Linked DNA regions of Mus musculus: region 2 is linked to region 1. A link is a loop called in an ENCODE intact Hi-C map of the cell type or tissue named here. Cell type or tissue: left cerebral cortex. All regions are shown on one strand. Each heading gives the region's core, and the rest is flanking DNA. Links, peaks and the distances in the headings are about the cores only. Region 1 holds the start of 1700030L20Rik (RIKEN cDNA 1700030L20 gene). Region 2 has its middle 58 kb from the start of Bank1.

Region 1 (9,710 bases), core at 545-8,544:
TCAGACAGGATAAATTTGGGGTTGAAAGTTTTGTGGGTAGGTTAGTGCCCTTATTGCTCCACTGAGGTTCCTGCCTGCCTACCGGGGGTGGTCTCTTTAGGTTCCATATCCCCAATGCTGTGAGTCACAGCAAAGATCACCCCACCTCCCTTATCCCAGTCACATGCTGGACATGTCAGCTCAGGCTCTAAGATCAACAATTTACAAACAAGACCTCATGAAACTGAAGAGCTTCTATAAGGCAAAGCACACTGTCAATAGGACAAAATGTCAATCCAAAGATTGGGGAAGGATCTTCACCAACCCTACATCTGACAGAGGGTAGTATCCAAAATTTATAAAGAATTCAAGAAGTTAGACACCAACAACCCAATAATCCTACTTTCAAAAATGGGGCACAGAGCTAAACAGCGAATTCTCAACAGAGGAATCTCAAATGGCCAAGAAGGTTTAAAGAAATGTTCAGGGAAATGCAAGTCAAAACAATTATGAGATTCACTATTACACCCATCAGAATGACTAAGATAAAAAACTCAAGAAATAGCACATGCTGGCAAAGATGTGGAGCAAGCAGAACACTCTTTCATTGCTGGTGGAAGTACAAACTTGTACAAACTTGGCAGTTTCTCTGAAAGGTTGGAATAGTTCTACCTCAAGACCCAGCTATACCACTCCTGGGCATACAATCCAAAATATGCTTCACAATTCCACAAAGACACTCTTGTTCAACTATGTTCATAGCAGCTTTATTCATAATAGCCAGAAACTGGAAACAACCTAGATGTCTGTCAACTGAAGAATGGATAAAGAAAATGTGATGCATCTATACACTGGAATACTATTCAGCTATTAAAAACAAAGACATAATGAGTTTGAAGGCAAATGGATGGAACTTGAGAATATCATCCTGAATGAGGTAACCCAGACCCAAAAGGACATGTACTCATTTATAAGTTGATATTAGCCATAAATTATAATATACCCATGATATAATCCATGGACCCAAAGAAGCTAAACAAGAAGGAAGGCACAAGTGAGGATGCTTGAATCTCACTAAGAAGAGGAAACAAAATAATCATAAGAGGCAGACTTAAGGAGAGAGGGGATGACTTTGGGAGAGGGGATGGGCCTGGGAATGGAGAGAGCTCAGATCAGATTTGGGGAAGGACAGGAGAAATGGCCAGATAGCTACGAGAATCAATGGAAATCTGCAACTGACTGGAGTCGGGACGTAGGGGACTTACTCTTTTCTAATGAGGGAAAGGGAGTAAATTTAGATGGGAAGGGAGGTTTGGCAGAACTGGTAGGAGTACATGGAGAGAAAACTGTAATCAAGATATAGTATATGAAAAAGGAATCTATTTTCAGTAAAATTAAAAACTAAGATAAAATATGTAAATTTTCTTCCAAAAACATTAATTTTTTAAAAATTGTGTCCTCCAGAGTCTCTCTGACCTGCTCCACCAGCTGAGAAGCAAGTTCGTGAGCACATGGGGTGGGGCTCACTCCACACAGAAAGGGCCACAGCCTTGATGCTCTCCAGTACTGTCATCATGGGATCTGGCTCTGTTAGGAAACCAGTGACACAGTCACAGAGTAAGAACATATATTACCTTTGTTGGCCATTGACTCCTTAATTTTTACCTAAATAGCATTAAATATATTCTTTCCAAGTTCTGGCAAGATTAGAATGCTGATTCATTCTCTCTCTCTCTCTCTCTCTCTCCCCCTCCCCCTCCCCCTCCCCCTCCCCCTCCCCCTCCCCCTCCCTCTCCCTCTCCCTCTCCCTCTCCCTCTCCCTCTCCCTCTCCCTCTCCCTCTCCTCCCTCTCCCTCTCCTCCCTCTCCCTCTCCCTCCCCCTCTCCCCCTCCCCCTCCCTCCTCCCCCTCCCCTTCCCCCTCTCCCTCCCTCCCTCCCTCCCTCCCCCCCTCGACCTCTTGTGCACAGCAGCTGTCCTCAGAGGCAAAAGGACAAGAGAGTTGAACTTGAGCTCAGTCTTTTCCTACCAAATACACGCGAATCACTTGTCAAAGCACAAGTCAGTTAGCTGGTTTTGTGCTCGTTCTGCTATTACTTATTATCCCCAAAACATTTATCAAACACTTCTCTCCACTGTCTACTCTCTAGAATCTGAAGCAAGCCTGTCTTGCCAGGCACACACTCATTCCATCCTTTAAATGACTATTGCTGATGAATATATAATCTCTGTCTTTGGCTCCCCCAGATTTTAGATAAGAGAAAGGACATAGTTCAAGTGGTCCTGTTTCTCTTTCCTTCTATGCTACAGATCTTGCCCTACATCACAACCCTTCTTCCAAATGTCTTAGGAATCTTAAATCTCAACAGAACATGCTGCTATTCACAGAGAAGGAAGTTGTGCTCCAAATTCTGACTCCTATGAATGCACCATGGGGAACGACTCTAGTCACATCCTGTCGCACTGGAAACCCACACAGAGCAAGGTTAGCATCAGATTCTAATGATGTCACAAGAGCCTTAATTATTCCACAATAGTTGTTCTGACCCCAGCGGTACAGATGGCAGTGATACAGCATAGAAACCTTTATCCCCAGAGTCTCCCAGAGACAGATGGTAGGGGTGGGGGTATCTTTGTATGTGAAGAGATCTGCCACTCTGCTTCCTGGGTAGGCTGAAATCGTACATTATACTCAGGAAGGACACATGAATTCACCTAGTCTAATCTAAATATTTGGGTACAGTTTATTTTTATTTTGTTATTCAACTGCCTTTATCCTATAGACAGTTTTGAAATGTAAGCAAGCAAACAAACAAACCCGAAGTATGTACAATTGCCTCTCAATATCTGTGAACTGAAACACCATCTTTGAATACAATGTATTAGGGGAACTTTTTCAACCATACTGAACATGCACAGATTCATTTAGTTAGCCCCTAAATAATATATTATAACCACCATTTACATATCATTTACCAGTATCAAGTGTTATAAATAATGGTGAAAAAATTTAATGTACATAGAGAAAAAAGAGCAAAGTTATGAGCAAGTTCCACATCTCCTCTCCAAAGCATGAGTCAGTTTCATGGACATTGGTCTCCATGGGTCCTTCTGGAATGGAAATTGGGTAAAAGGGTCATTACATATAAATAAAATGTTTCTTTAAATAGTAATATATACCTTTATACTCATTATATCCAAACAGCTACTATTAACTATGCATCAAGCTACCTAACTGCTCTGTCTTAATCCATTCATCTTCAAATGAGCCTTAGATTGGCCTTATTTGATAGTACTTTTGTAAAGATTAAATACGTTGGTATGCCTGTTTTTATACAGTACTCAAAATATGTAAGTTATTATTATACATAATTATAATACATAATTATATAATAAGGTAATTATTATAAATGATTATATAATAAGGTATCTTACTATGTATAATATGAGCTATAGCCAATTAGTCTCTTCACTATGGAAATGAGATTCTTGAAATCCAGAAGAAAAACTGCCTTGACAACTTGGCAGTGATTCTGGCAAAGGCAGGACAGTCCCCAGTATGACAGTTCCTCCTTCCAACAGGCCACAGTGGCAAACACTGAGATGCAGGTTGCTACTAGGTATGAGGTCCTATACTAAGAACTTTCCATCGTCAGCTATCATGGTCCTGTAAAGCAACCTTAAAAGGCAACTGATGTTCCAGTTCTAATCTTATCCGGGAGAAAACTAGGACACACACAACTTCCAAGATACAGAACTCACCCACTATTTCACATCTAGCAAGCTGCAAAACTATGTTTTAAGTCAGCTATTTCTTGCTCCAAACATTGGTCAATGCCCTACCATAAGGAAATTTCTTCATACTAATCAGAGCATACTAGTGAATCTCTGAACTAATTAAATTAGGCATGGAAAGGTCATAGAAAGCAAATATTTTCCTACAGATTTGATTCATCAAGAAGGGACTTAAGGGGCTGAAGAGATGGCTCAGCCGATAAAGGCTAGGCTCACAACCAAAAATATAAGAAGGGACTTGAGAATCTCGAAGAATTGAGTACCCTCACTTTCAGAGATGTGGCCCAAATCCTTCAAGTGTATCTGTGTCTACCATCTGTCTTACAGCTTTTCTGGTCCACAGCAGTGTGACACACTCTTGTCTGGGCTCATGTCTCACTCAGCATACCTATTTTCTTTCTGAAATCCCCAGCTGCCTTTCTGTATGCTTGTGGAAAATTTTTCAGTACCACGAGTGCAATCGTAAGACCTCCAGTTCTTTCTGACTTGTTGGTGAGAGAGTAAGGTGTTTGTCAGACCTGAGTGTTGTGGCTTTGGCTGAGCTCCTGACTTACACGTTCATCAGTGTAGAAAAGAATCGACATGGCGAAAAAATGTTGAGTAAATTTGTTTATGAACCCAGACAAATCATGTTCCCTCTTTTGAATAGGAAAGACTCCTAAGCAGTCTTTTGTGTTGAAATGTGATATAATTCCACCCTCCCCGTTCTTCCCTGCCTTTGGACATTGCTCACTGGTATTTCACAGTGAGTCAGGCCTGCCACAATCACAGCCTTGTCTTGCTTCACTGTCACCACCTGCTTTCCCATCAGCCCAACTGATGAAAACTTTGTGCCAAGCTGAAATGTGTGTTTTACTTATTTTTGTGTTCAGACAGAAGCCTTTGAATGAACGTTGGAAAGCTACAGCCACACATCTCACTCATACAACACAAAATGGAAGTCTCAGTAGTCAAAGGGAAAGCTGGCCACTTCAAGATAGATCTACAAGTGTTTATTTCACAGACTGGTTACGGAGACGTACAGGCCATTTTATCTTTATATACAACAGATGCCTCCCATCTTTAGTTGTATATCTTTTTTTGCCAAAAGTCAGCTGCTGACGGGAGATATAAATGTTCTGTAGAGAATTTTGAACAACATGGTGGTTAATCTTAGGTCAACTTGTCTAGATGAGAGGATGCCCAAATAAGAAGGAAACACTATTTCTAAATATGTCTGTAACATTTCCAGAAGACATTAGACTGAATAAAGATCTACCTTACCATGTGAATAGGCATCAATGAATCTATCAAAGGTCCTACAAAATGACAAATGTTAAAGAAGAGGCAGTCTCTCCCCGTTCTGGGACATGAACCTACCTCTTTCATTCTTGTTTATCAGAGATCTCAGTTCTTAAGGTTCAGATTTCAACCAGGGTTTAGACTGTGTCCTACTTAATTCCTGGAACTATAGTTTGTGTTGGAATGAGACCATCAGCCTTCCCTGTGACTCTGACTAGCATAGAGGGGAGAGAACTTCTGAATACTCCCAATTAAATGCACCAACCTTGTACAATACATCTTTTCTATACATTACATATGGATCCTAAAAGTTCTATTGCTCTGAAGAACTCAGACAAATATGGGAGATTTATAATAACACCAAGGTTGAAAACAGAATGACAAAAGATTTGTTAAAATGAAGCAGCCTACACACCAATCAGTGTAGTGATGCATACCATCAACTTCAGAATGGACCAGTATAAAACAGGATCTCACGATCACACTGAGTTCCATGTCAGTGCTGACTTACCAGTAATAGAAAATTGCTTTCACACCAGGTAGTTATGGTAAGGCTCAAGTGGGGAGATTGTTATCTAAGCCCTTCAGATAATTGTGTGCTCTTAAGAAAACCATTTAGCCTCTCTAGGTACTCATTCCCTCATTTGCAAGGTGAGAAAATTGTAAAGGCAGTCTCCATTTTCTCCTATTACTAAATTATGTTTACTATCTATAAGCATCACAGGGATTAGCCATTTGGAGAAAAGAAGCTGAGACTGGTTACAACCATGCAGCATTTCCCTGGGAAATTCAGCAGGAAGAAAGCCATGACTTGCAATATTTGCCAGTTCCCATGGTGCAAATATTTCCACCATCGCCATATTCAATTTGATGTTATTAAATACAAAGTTCTAAAGAGAGGTGCATATTTGGCTCTTGAGAACTGGTAGGAATGGGCTACAGCACACTTCTGACTCTATTTTCTAGATCTAAGGTTTGTTTTCAAACGACTTGGAAAGCATCCTTTATTGCTTTAAAACGATGCCTTAATATCAAACCAAACCAAAGCTTTACTAAGGAACATTTTCCTATTTGGATGAAAAGATACACAGTAACCATTTGTTTTGGCCTTGGGGAAATAAAAGTGCAAGCTAATATCCTAAATGAATCACACAAAACACATCTCCGTTTCACTTGCCACTAAAGTAGGTTGCAAGTTTGCAAATTCTTATTCAACACAGGACCTCAAGTGAGTACTTTCACTCAGATGGGCTGAAAATATTTCTTGTAACATCATGATAGATTTACACAAAATAAAGTCAAGGACATAAAAAGTTTCAGATGAATAATTCAATTGAATGCATGCAGAAATCTGCAGAAGACAAATATTCCTTTCCTGAAGGCATCGTCAAAAATATCTTCTGTACCAAAAGATCTTCGACAGACCTTTGCCATTTATAGTCCAAGTTATATTTAGAGTATAGAGAAGCTTTGAAGAGAGATTGGCTTTAGATCCTGGGTGCCCAGCAGTGAGCACACCCTGCATACAACGGCTCATGTATTAGTAGTAACTGCCCAGTTACTTCTACAGAAGCAGAAGGTAGAAACAAAGGTATCAAGGACAAAGGAAAAGCCGTTACAATACTGTGCTACCAAGCTGGCTAATGCTGCTGGCCACTAGACTTCCAAACCCCTGTGTGTTTGTTCCTTTTGCATCACTAGTTCAGGAACATGACATAAATAAGAGAGGAGAGTTTTATTCAGGCTCTCAGTTCATAATGAAATTTTAGTTCACCATGACATAGAAGACTTGTTGGTGGGAACATGATACACTGGTTTCACATGTACCAGAACAGAAAGGAGAACGTGACCTTATTTTGAGATAAGTATCACCTTCAGATGCCTTACCCCTCGTAACCATCACTACCAGCCAGCCTCCATCTTTTAAAGCACCACAAACTGGAGATGGGTTGCTCAAAGCATGAGTTCTCTAAGTCAAGCCATAATCCTCAGAGTCTATAAAATGTGCTTAAGACATTTTTCTGCCTTGGGGCTAAAATAAAGAATATTTAACATCTGTCATTTCTATTACTTTAGTTAAGAGTGAGTCTGCTTGCTTGTTTCATGTTTGATTTACTATGTTATTGAAATAATTTGCACGTAAATATTCTACATACACTTAAAGATAACATTTGAGACCCATGCCCTTAAACTATCACCATAATAAGACCCCAAAACATGACCCTTGTCCCCTAAATTACCTCATACCACATTTCTCTTCACCTTTTCCTTACCTGACTGGGCAACCACTAACTCTTCAGCATTAAAATTAATGTTCTTGTGTATACCCGTTGGTTCTTTATGTAAAATATATATAATCTGGAGGGAAAAAGCTCATTAAAACATGTCATTTTCTCTTTGCAAATGAGTGTGCCCAGCAAGTAGCTCAGCCTCTATGTGGATGCAGACAAGTCCATATGAGTTGTTTATAGTGTAATCCAACCTTGTCCACCAACTGGTCCAAGCTTATTGTTACCAGAACAACAAAAACCCATCTTATCCATGTGATTCATGCTGTCAAAACTATTTGAAGGGCAGCCTGTCATGCTATTGAAGGATCATTGTATTTATTTTACATACACATTGAGGCCGTTTCATACAATAGCTCAATAATAAAATAAAAGTCAGAAACCTCTTAAACTTCCTTTAGAGGACTTATTTTTTTTAGTAAAAAATAAATATCCAACAGTAAGAAACATTCACTGAGATGTGAGAAGAAAATTTATATAAAACAATTATTTGAAGATTTTTATGAATAATTCTTTATATAAAGGTGAGTTATTATACAGCCTAGTTGTGGGCATAATGCTAATGTTCAATATTAATGAATAAAATTAAAATGTATGAGCTAAAATTATTCTCTCTAGGACCTAAAACTTCAGTTAAGGATGAACTAATAATCTCAGTGAAAGGCTTTCGCAGCTACCCGAGTGAAATGCAGTTAGGTCTTGATTCTTTCTGTGCTTTAGCTGTTCGAGCAACTGGGAAGGATTTCTGAGGCTAATGCCACATCCACCACAAATATTTATGAAACCCTCTTGCTCACCACAGTTATGCCTAATGAACATAGTTGACATATTCAAGGCTCTGAACTAAGTACCTTGCCTCCACAAGTCTCCCTTTCCCAAAGGAAGTCCCAGTTCTGTGTATTTTAGAAAGCAAATGTCTAAACCAGAAAGTAAAAGTGAGAGTTTTTGAGCATACAAAGGAAAGAAGACAGAAAAGAATAGAAAGAAAAGTCATTAATTTAGCCTGTAGATGCCATGTTAGCATCTTGTCTAGCTTCTAATTAATGGAGCAAGGATTTCAATATCAATTTTCTTACAAGTAAGCACACTTTGGAAAACATTAAAAATGAAGACTTTGTAAAAATGTTTGTACAATGTACTGTCAAAGGAACTTTGACTTTTCACAATAAAAGAAAATTTGTTGTCAGTATTCTGTTTTTGTTGTTTTGTTTTTGTTTGTTTGTTTGTTTGTTTGTCTTGTTTGTTATTTTTCAGGACAAGGTTTCTCTGGATAATCCTGGCTGCCCTAAAACTCACTCTGTAGACCAGACTGGCCTTGAACCCCGAGATCTACTTGCTTCTGTCTCCTGAGTCCGGGGATTAAAGGCTTGTACCACCACAGCCTGGCAATATATGAGAGAATTCTTTTTAATCACTTTAGGTTACCATTATGCAGTTTATAAACTACTTCCTTTGCAATGTGGCTTGCTTGGTGGGATGACAGTGTAGAGTAAGCACTGGAGACAGCAGGATTGTCAATCATGTGAGTCTAGTCTCCTTAATGGAAGGAAATGAAAGGCATCCTGTCAAGTGGAACGCCGGAGAGAAAGGTGACAACCTGGTGGCCCTTTGCTATTCTATTAAGAGCCAGCCTCCATAGGAATCCCTCATAGCCTCTCCTCATCCATAATGGAAAAGGCCCCATGAGCTCTGCATCCTCAACCAATCAAATCTGCCCTATGCTAATCACTGATACTTCCTCCAGGCCCTAACCCTGAGCTGTTTACCAGCCAACAGAGCCCATTCTTGTTGTGCTTTTCTACTTTGCTGGGAAGTGTCTGTCTAGCTGTACCTAAAGCTTTGCTGTGATACTTGTCATCTGGAAACATCTTCCCAAAGGTTTACTATGCTCCAATGCGTAAGAATAAATCATGAGGTCAGACCCTGAAGGTTTTGACCCAGTGCTTGGAAAGGTGGTCCTGACTTGTTTCATTGTTCACCCCCGCCTACAGTTATGCTTGTAAAGTACCAGAAAAGATTCTAACAGGATAAACAGGGAGATAAAATTAATTAGAACCATCATAGTTCTAATTAATCTATCACTCTACAACATATGGACGGTAGAGTGATAAAAATTTAGGGTTTAAAGGAAGCACATCCAGGCTAGAATCCTAGCTCTGCCTCCTTCCTCTGTGACAACGCCAGACTGGTCAGCTTCCACAAGTCTCCATTCTCACGCATGGATGAGCTGAGCTGAAGGATAACACGCTCCTTCCAGGCTGCTAGTATAGTCTGTGAGGTGACTAGGGCCTGGCGCAGGATGTCAGTGTGTGCAGCAGTTGGGGTTGTTAATCTTTGTTGTTGTTTGTCCCTGTGTACTTATCCTGAGC
Region 2 (9,710 bases), core at 778-8,777, 67 kb before region 1:
GTGTTTACACACACACACATACATACACACACACAAATCACACTCAAATTTAATCATCTCATTTGAACATATTGCTTTAATATCCTTTAATTATACCTTTATAATGCACTTAAACATGTCAAGTCATCTTGGCATATCTTAAATTCATGTGTAAATTTTTCTATATAAAAAAGCATTATGGGCCTCCAGAAAGAAGGGTGTTGTTTTGTTCCCTACATGAGTACATATGCTTCTACTCTTTTGCAAGTTGAAACAGACACTTAGATCCTCAATAAATACAACAGTAACTCAGGGCACTGCTGTAATTTAAATGGTGTCACAGTTGATCACAGAGCCTTCTACCTAGCCACAAGTAAATAGGCTCTTCCTTCCATTATTCCTCTAACCATGCACTCATCAAGAGATACACTGGGAGGAACAGCGATCAACTTGCAAGAGTGGAGAGAAAAGGACTCCAGTGTTTAATAAGTCAAACTATCATCTAGGGTTCTTTCCAACTCACGACATACTGGGAACCTGTGATTCTAATTTCAGAACTATGTAGGTGGGGAAGATTGCTCCCTGGGCCCCCACACCAGATGCTAGCCAGTGCTAGAGACTTGAAGCAGACCTAGCTTATGATGCAAGAATGTTGAAGTGTGATTTGATAAGCATTACTTCTTAGATGGCTAACCCTGGCCTGAATTCTAATAATCTTCAAAGCAGAGTGATGAAGGGGCGTCTGGCTGTATACCGTCATGGCTAGGAGTTACAGATGTGAGTCAGGCTGTGTGAGAACAAGCGTTAGTTTCTGTCTTCTTGAATTCTCATCTCTGTGAGAGTTCCAGCTCCGAGAAAGGAGATAAGGCTTGAGATAAGTCTTTGTGGCTCTGTCCCAGTTTCTATACATACACTTCTTAGAGCTTCTCTCTTTCTACACATTTTCTCTTTCTAGGCCATCTTCTCTTAGCAGTTGGAACAGGAAATATCAGCTTAGAAGAGACACAAGCTGATTTGAAGGAATTTAGTGTCCTGTTAAAAGTGTCTATATCAAAGCAAAAAGAAGGAGCCATGTCGTACATGCTTGCGTTTTGGCAAATTAAATTAGTTCAGGTTAAAGACCCGTCATTTAATGGAATGTTCTACGTGAGCTCTGGTCTTATTGTTGTTATCTATCATCTTGGCTGCAGGAGCTTCAACTCTGGGACTCCACATGAGTTATAGCTAATCCAGCAGGATTCAGGTGCTCTCTTTCTTGATTTCCAGTAAACACTGACAGGAAACACAGCAGTTCCTGGCATAGACCATTCTATCCTGACACCACGTGTCTCAGGATAACAAACTCCAGAAATAGAGGAAATGAAGATCAAACTTCCGAATTAGTTGGATGAATTGTAGCAGGAGAGTTGTGTTCGTGAGCCTGTTCGGATGGCAGCTCCACTGTGAGCTCTCTACCTCACACAGGCTTCCAAGAACAGGTGCAGAGAAGATTAGGAGTTCCCTTAAAACCACTTGCATCTGGGGACTGCAAGGGGAAGGATTAAACTGCACGGCCAGCTGGGCTAATATCCGTTTATGGTCTCTCTTGAGATTTCTCTTTACTCCCGTTTACTCTTTCTACAGTGCTGTGCTTAATATTTCAATAAATGGTTAATCTTATTCTCAATTAGAGTGAGTCCTATTTGAAGTACACTGTAGTACATCAGCCAACAGTAATGCTTCATCCAAACGCCCTCCCCCAACCGACTGATCTTGCAATTGGATTATGTGTGTGTTCTCTACGCTGTACTGCACTATCCATTCTGACCTCAGAGAAGCTATAGCTAAATTGACAACTTAGTATACTATTCTTCAGCTTTTCAAATTCATACATCCAAGTAGGAGAATACCACCAGAGAAGATCACTTCCATAGTGATCATGTCTATAGCAAAAGTCCTGAACACTTCAGGTGAATCAAAGGAAGAGATGATGAGGGCAGGTGAGTGAGTATATCCCACTTCTTAAACATAAAGGCAAAGTCAAGCTTATAATTGTAATCATAATTGCATTGACACTATCAGCAAAATAAGGTTTAAAAAACTGTATAAAATGTGCACACTCATGGGACTGAGAATGGCATGTCTATCCAGGCATGTTCTGGGAACTAATCAGATAGTCTGCATTTCTCTACTCCTGCCTGCCCTTTCATTTCTAATTTCTGGCAATCACTATTTTTTTTAAAAATGGCTGTTTGTGTTTTGCTTCCATATCTGCAACAGAGCACGGCATGCTTGTGTGTGTGAACACATGTGTATATGTGTATATATGTGTGCATTTGCTTGTTTTCCCTCACACAATGTCCTTCTGTTCCATTGATTTTTCTGCAGCTAGCGAATAACAGGATTTGCTTCTCCTTCGTGTCTGAATAACATGCCGTAGTGCACACGGGCACGTCTTCATCCATTAGTTTATTGCTACTAGGGTAATTCCAACTCTCATCCGCCACGACTGCTACCATAATATATGCCGTATGAGTATCCTCCTTTTTGTTTTGTTTTGTCTCATCTGCTTGTCTCTGCATGCTGGTTTCATTTTCTTTGTAAATATACCCATAACCAGGATACCTGGACCATGTGGTAGATCTCTCTTGGGTTTGGTTTTGCCTTTTTTTTTTTTAAATAATCTATGTGGTTGTGCTGATTTGTATTTCCCCCAAGAGTCTATAAAAGTTCTTGTCCTCCATGCCTTCACCAGGACGCATTGATGTGTTGGTCATTACAAGCAGGATGAGGTTGTACTTCATTGGAGATTGATTTGCCACAGGTCAATCTGGAAAATGACACTGATAAACATAGAGCCTCAGATTTGTTTCTGTCTATAAAATGAGAAATTGGATCATGAAATATTTTTTCCTATTTCTATGATTTTTAAGGTACACATTCTGTTAAAATCAGAAGCAATACATGAATGGTTATTCTGAACATTTCTATATCAACTGTAGATAAAATATATTTTTTTCTTTCAGAGCTTCCTTTTCTCACATTTCCACCTACAGTGCATATTACACATGACAATTCATATCCCAGTGTTGCCATTCTCTCACGGTGAGACGGCCTCAAATCTGATTATCAAAAACACAGTGTGGAAGCCCCAGCTTCTGCACTCATTGTCCAAACCCTGGTCCTAGGAAGAGCTTCTTTATCTCCTTCTGCTCTCGCATTTGCTCTCCCAGCATTTGGCCCTCTCATTAGTATCATCTTCATTCTGCTCTCCCTTCCACCTTTGCCCGGATACCTCTAACTCGTGGTCCATTACTCCTTTCACGTCAGAAAGCACAACCTTCCAGTTTCCCTTGTGTCTCTCTCTAGAGCACACTGTAAAAACTTGTCATGTTTCCACTTCCCATGTCATCATCAGCTTTATAAGGATGCAGACCAAATTATCTTTTTTTATTTAATTTTTCTTGTTGGTGCTCAGTACAGTGCCAAAACCAAATCCTTCTGAATGTATGTTACATAAAGATGAAATACTAGAATGCAGGGGTGGGGCATATCAGAAAATGAAGGCAAGGACGATTAAAACATCTTCAGACCAGTATATTATAAAAGTATATTGAAGTATATTATAAAAGGCATAATGAGACCCGGTGCTTTGTACAATCAGCATATAATCCTTATGAAGAGGACATTTTTAAAAAATGTTAAAAACAACAAAGGCACTTTTTGCCAGACACTGGCATGCATTTCTGTGGTTGTATCAGCTCACAGGTCATGGTCAATAAACAATTACATCTGAGGCTGGTGATTGCTTAGCAAGTGGTCCTTACATCAGGAGCAGGAACAGAACATTACTCACCTCAGTGCAGCTTAAGAAATCAGAGCAAATGCAAATCAGGGCTGCATTCTCTCACACCGTAATTACACATTTAGTTCTTCAAGGAGGGAGGGTAGGGAGAGACAAATATTTATACTGTCTATCTTTTAAAAGGAAAGATAAACCATCTTTTCATCTCACTGTCATGTTAATGTTGCTATAGAATCCATGGTACAGTCCTAAGGAAGCAGCCTGTGAGATGGAGGTTAAATTTGGGTGAATTCTCTGGGGAGCTTTGATTGGGTGTTGCGAACACCTGACAAGAAAACTGTAGCTGTCTCGATTTAGTGGGGCGGGTGGGGTGGCAGCCAAGAGAGTGTATTCAGAAGGTGGGAGGGTGCATCACATGTGAGTCAAAGCAGAAACGAAATGGACCAGAGCAGCTCATTCACAGCTTGAGCAAGGACCTGCTGGTTTACTGAAATAATCATCTGTAGAAAAACAAAATAGATGATAAGAGCAAAAATATACTCTCCCAGGTGCTGCACGCGCACCTGTTAACAGGAATAACCCTTCCCAGGTGGGAAGTATGATGAGAACGGGGGAGCCATACTTGCCCTCCGGAGAAGCCACCTGTCCGTGAATAGCTAGCTATTCCAGCTCAGTGATGATAACGAAAGAAGGTTCATCTTATTTGCTTTTAATCTGACTGCCTCTGGCGATTTGAAACAGATATACTAAAAAGCTAGCTAGTGGCTAAAGATAGGAAGATGCTCTGAACACCTTCCTTTAAGACACCGCATCAACAGCTATTTATCCTCTTCGGATGGTTAATTTATCTTTGATTTCTCAAGTGTTAGCCTATGGATTTGACGGAACTACTGATACCGTTTGATCAGTTCGATGAACTGATTCCAAACCAAGCATAAAAGGTTTTAAACGGACAAGCGAATTAAATAAAGGTAAATATGCAAAGATATCGATGCACAATAGTTTTGCATAAAACTTTCTAAGATTGAGCAATAGCAAATATGAGTTTTTGAGATTTTTTTTATGACAAAGAATGAGTTATCCTTACACAGCATACTTTGACAAGATCATAAAGAAAAAGTTCAATGCTGTCGGTAAGGTTAAAGATTTTTAAAAAATTCAATAATTCAGAAATTAACATGGGCTATCATAGAGTATCTTTCTAACCACTACTATTTTATAAACTATAATTATTTAAGTTACCAATAGGAACATATTTCCTGGAAGGATGGGGTTATAACATGACAGTTTCTGTGTTAGACAATACCATAGATGTCCCTCTCTCCCACATACATGGAGACATCCTCACAGTACCTTTTAGTACTATGAAAGCTAGCTAGCAGAAAGGTCCCTGGACAGTTTCAGGTAGTTTTCTCTGAGTTCTATCAGCAAATCATGTGGCATATTCAGCAATATATTCTTTTCATATAGTTATGGGAGGCAACCAAACACAATGGAAATGGTCTGTCTAGTTTGGGGTACAGCTGGGGCCTCCCTGATCAATAACTCACCGGGACATAATCCATGCTGCTCCCTGATATTTTCATTTAATAACATGTCTTTTGGGAACAACACTGTACACTAGTATGCAGTACATATACTCAAACTCCCCATTTAAACTATATTTTTAACTAGCTTATAAATAGGAATTCATGCCTGGTCCTATAAGCAAGGGTCAAAATCCAGAACTAGGGAACTCATAGGCCCTAGAAGAAAACATTTGGTACTTTTTTTTAATGGTCTAAATATTTCTGAATATATATAGAAATCTATGCTCCTCCCAACCTTGGTAAGAGAAGCTCCTTATCATTGTGGGTAATAGTTAAAGCAGAGACTCATTACTGTACAAAATACTGATGGGAAATAACTAGGAGTACTCACTACAAACAGGACATCAAATACCCACCTCCAAGACTCAGTGAAAGTTGCAGAATAAGGGCCAGTGAGAGGGGGATGATGAGGCATATGAGGAAATGCTATTCTCTGTGTATACCCAGCCTGTTATACATGGTAACTCACATGTAAAGCTAGATTAGAGATCCAGTATGACTAGGGAAGGGACTCCCAAATCTCATCCCTAGCTGACAAGCTACTGACAGTTGATGGCCAATGGAGTGAGACAGTCATTGATTTGGGGAAGGTGCCTACTGGTAGGTTACTCATGTCCTAGTGGATGACCTCATACCCATGTGCCTATGGCGAGCAGTAGCTAGACTCCGTGTGTTAAACAAGCAAGCAAACAAATAATTGTAAAGAGAAGACATGAGGTTGGTAGGAAGAAGTGGCAGTTGTTTGTGGGGGTGAATTTGAGATGGATAATAAGGGGTGGATATGGATCAAGATGCACTGTCTATATTGTTGAATTTTCAAAGAATAATAAAATATCAAAAACACATTTCATAGTGGACTATACATTTTAACTAAAAACAAGATAGAATAAAAGTAATTGCCTTGGCAACAATGGTTCAAAAGCTTTTCAGTTTCGCGAGTGCTTTCTACACTGCACACCACAGGTAAGCAGGTAGTGCCAGTAACAAGGTCAAGGATAAAATGATCAGAGATATAAGAGAAGATTGAAGTCCCTAAATGCACAGTGTGGTTAAAAATTGAGCAAACTGTGAGTTGAATAACAGGTTATATTTTATAGATGTTTTAACAAAGTTGAAATACAGAGGAAGTGAATTATTTAGCTTTTTTTTTCCAAGGGAATACAGCTAGGTATGAATATCAGAAAAGAAAATGTAGCCTGCAAGGAAGAATATTCCATAGACTCAAAACTTAGTTAGGAGTTTGTCTCTGTGATTCAGAGAAGCCACTGTGAAGAAGTCAACCAGGTCCTATACTCTAAAGAAATAGGAAAGTGGGAACATTAGAGGTGATCGAGAAGGTTACACTTGCCAACAAATAAATCCTACTGTACCTTCAAGACTGTTTCAGGAATGAGATGGTCTAAGCTATACATGCAAAAGTTTCCACAGAAAGTTCTGTGTGCTCTGGAGTGGGGGGTATTGGACATTTTCACCTCTAGTTCAACTGTCTCCACTTTCCTATTTGCCTAAATTTACCAATTTAGAATTGGATTGCTGCTCAGAAATACTAGGTTTTTTTTTATTGTGTACTAGCTTTTTGTTTGCTTGTTTTTGTTTGTTTATTTGATCTAATCTTAAGTAGTAAAATGGTAAAGCAACATTGAGATCAGACACGCCCCTCTCCAGGGCTCTGCGTTATTTTCTTATCCTCCTGAGATTCATTGTCTGACATTTAAGTTCTTCACAATCTGAACCCCATAAATATTTGCTTGCCTTATTTGGATTTTTCCCACTCTTTATGACCCTCATGTAAAATAAAATGAATCTCACTATTCAACAGATGTTTTGCATTACTCACCTCTCTGGATATGCTAACCTTTATTAACCAGTTACCCTATGTAAATTCTTGTTGTTTTAAAATACCTGCTCATATCAGTGTCTTGAGTCCTCTGTAAAGAAATACCCTCTACTTTTCTGTGTGGCAGCATATTACTTCTTTTATAAATATCACCTCCCACTGTCTAACTAACAGTCATCATATTTCTGAGATTAGCCTCCACTAACTCCAGTATTCAGTGATTTAATTTAGTTTTCCACCAGACACTGCTAATGAAGACATTTCTGTTAAGTGGCCTAATTAATGAATACACCCCAAATGATCAGTGTTGAAGACAGTCTTGACATCTTCTTGTAAATATTTAATTTATGTATGTCTGTATATAGGCATTTGAGTGTGGATGCCTATGGAGCACAGAAGATGGAGGCCAGAAGATGAAGGCCAGAAGATGGACAGTGAACTAACTGGATCATGAGTTACAGGCAGTTCTGAGTCACTCATCATAGGTGTTGGAAACTGAACTCAGGGCCCTGAGAAAAGAACCCAGCACTCTTTTATGCTGAGCCACCTCTTAAGCCCCTGGTGTTTTCTTTTACAATTGCATCATTACAGAAAGGTTTATACACCATAAATTTCTTGAGATCCTATACCCTGTAGATGATTAAAATATTTCTCCAAATATTATTAATACTGTTTCCTTTCCAAGAATCTCTTGAATTTTGTTCCTATAAGAGAACACTTCTTTTTTGTTTAATTAATTTCTTGAGAATTTCCTATGACATATTTTGAACATATTACATCTATCTCCTAACTGCTCCCAGATCCCCCTCTCTTCCCAACCACATAGTTTTGTGTGTTCACTAAAAATCAACAAGAACAAAACCTAGTTAAATTTGTGCTATGATACAAAATGTACTTTTGGTTGTATGGGTATCAGTTCAGGGAAATTAATGAGGGGCTATGGAAGGAGGGAAGTTTCAAGAGAGGCGAGATGGGATGCATTGGTATACAAGGGTAAAGAATTATGGGGCAGAAAACAGTAAATAAATTGGGAGATAGGAGGATAAAAATAACAAGAAATTAATGCAGAGGGCATTATTAACATCACATACATGCGCACACACACACACACACACAATTTTAAAATGGAATTACTCTATTATAGGGCAACAAGACCCTACTATTGACCACAGGTTATGAACAGCCTAGTACCAGGAATTGGCTACCTCTTTTGGAGTTCTTGACTAATAACAGCTCATAAACTTTTTCGAGCCAAAGCATACAGGCTGTTAACAATGCTGTTATCGATCCTCTAGAACTCCACAGTAAAATTCTATTCCTGAAGACACCACACAGTCAAGTCATAGAACATGAAAAAAGTCGAGCTGCCAGTAGGCAGAGCCGCACCCCCTCCTTCCTTGTTTTCACACTGCTGGAAGGTGTTGTGCATGGTACTGTAAGAGCAAAGCGATCATCAACCTCTGGAGACTGCCAACCCTACGAACTACAATAATGATCAGGAACTGATGTAACCGTGAATGAATATGGTGACAGTAGCCAAATACCATATGATTGCATTTAAGGGCCATTCCTTGAGAATCTTACCTGGATCTATTATCAGGGACAAAAACTGTTACTAGGTCACAGAACCTATGAGAGAACATGTTACTTTTATTCTACTAGATATAGTATTAAGCCAACTCCTAGTGATTATTTTTATATCCACAGATAAGCTTGTTTCTATAGTAGATGGTGATTAATACAGAGATTCATACTTAGTCAAGGTATGATTATTACAAGACTCTGAAATACTAAGCCCTCAAGGGGTTACCTCTATCACATGTCCTCTACCTCTAGACTCATTGTGGTAGAGGTGTGGAAAGGGTGAAAAACAATGGATGGCTAATAACTATACATTTTCTGAACACAAAAGGGTAGCTGAATATATGACCTTAGAGCAGTTTTGACAGAATGCCCAAGATCTATGAAACCTCAAGCCAAACTAGTTCCCACTATGAAGTGCAGTGATGGGAATGAAGTCCCACCCCTAGTTGAAGAGCCATTGGCAACTGATAGCTGCTGGGAATAAGAGTCTGTTTCCTTTAAGAAGGTGGCCACTGATAGGTGGAGACAGCACAACTTACTAAACTAGTCAAAGAGTTGATAACTTCCAGAAACAGTGATATCTGATGGTTCATAACAAGATTGATCTAACAAGAGGACAGAGTTAGCAAAGAGTGTTTTATTTTGGAAATCTCAGGAACTGATTATTACATCAACAAGAAAGTACCTAAAATAATGAACAGAGAACATCTACATTTGTATGTATTAATGCATTTATCTTTAAAAACATAAACGTTAATTATCATTTTTGTTCCAACCTGGAGATGAGAAAATTAGTTCAGAACTTGTTCTGAGAAGGGTCCAGCAAAGATTCTTCACAGTGATCTTATTTGTGCTCTCAAAACTATCTTCAGTGTTTCTACCGATAAAATATCTCTTCTTTCCAGTTTCAGAATTATGTTTAATATTATGTATTAAG

What was found. Hi-C counts contacts between places; a loop is a spot of excess contacts. Peaks named below come from ENCODE experiments on the same cell type or tissue, not always from the same donor. Only the 100,000 strongest peaks of a DNase experiment are listed, where the experiment ranks them.
Region 2: a loop joins it to region 1, with 5 times the contacts of the local background. A loop is called at or near these places in 2 of 42 quality-filtered maps.

What each region holds. Positions count from the first base shown.
Region 1 is chr3:136,447,025-136,456,734 of GRCm38, forward strand. 1700030L20Rik (RIKEN cDNA 1700030L20 gene) reads right to left here and starts at 2,325. Exons shown (of 5, transcript NR_040592.1): 1 at 1,935-2,325; 2 at 1,456-1,566. In left cerebral cortex, for the core only: no CTCF peak of the experiment used is centred there; DNase peaks (open chromatin) are centred at 3,668, 4,123 and 4,544; H3K27ac peaks cover 2,640 bases.
Region 2 is chr3:136,379,362-136,389,071 of GRCm38, forward strand. No RefSeq gene overlaps it. Among named protein-coding and RNA genes, the nearest start is that of Bank1, 58 kb to the left of the region's middle. In left cerebral cortex, for the core only: no CTCF peak of the experiment used is centred there; DNase peaks (open chromatin) are centred at 1,210 and 4,142; H3K27ac peaks cover 2,099 bases.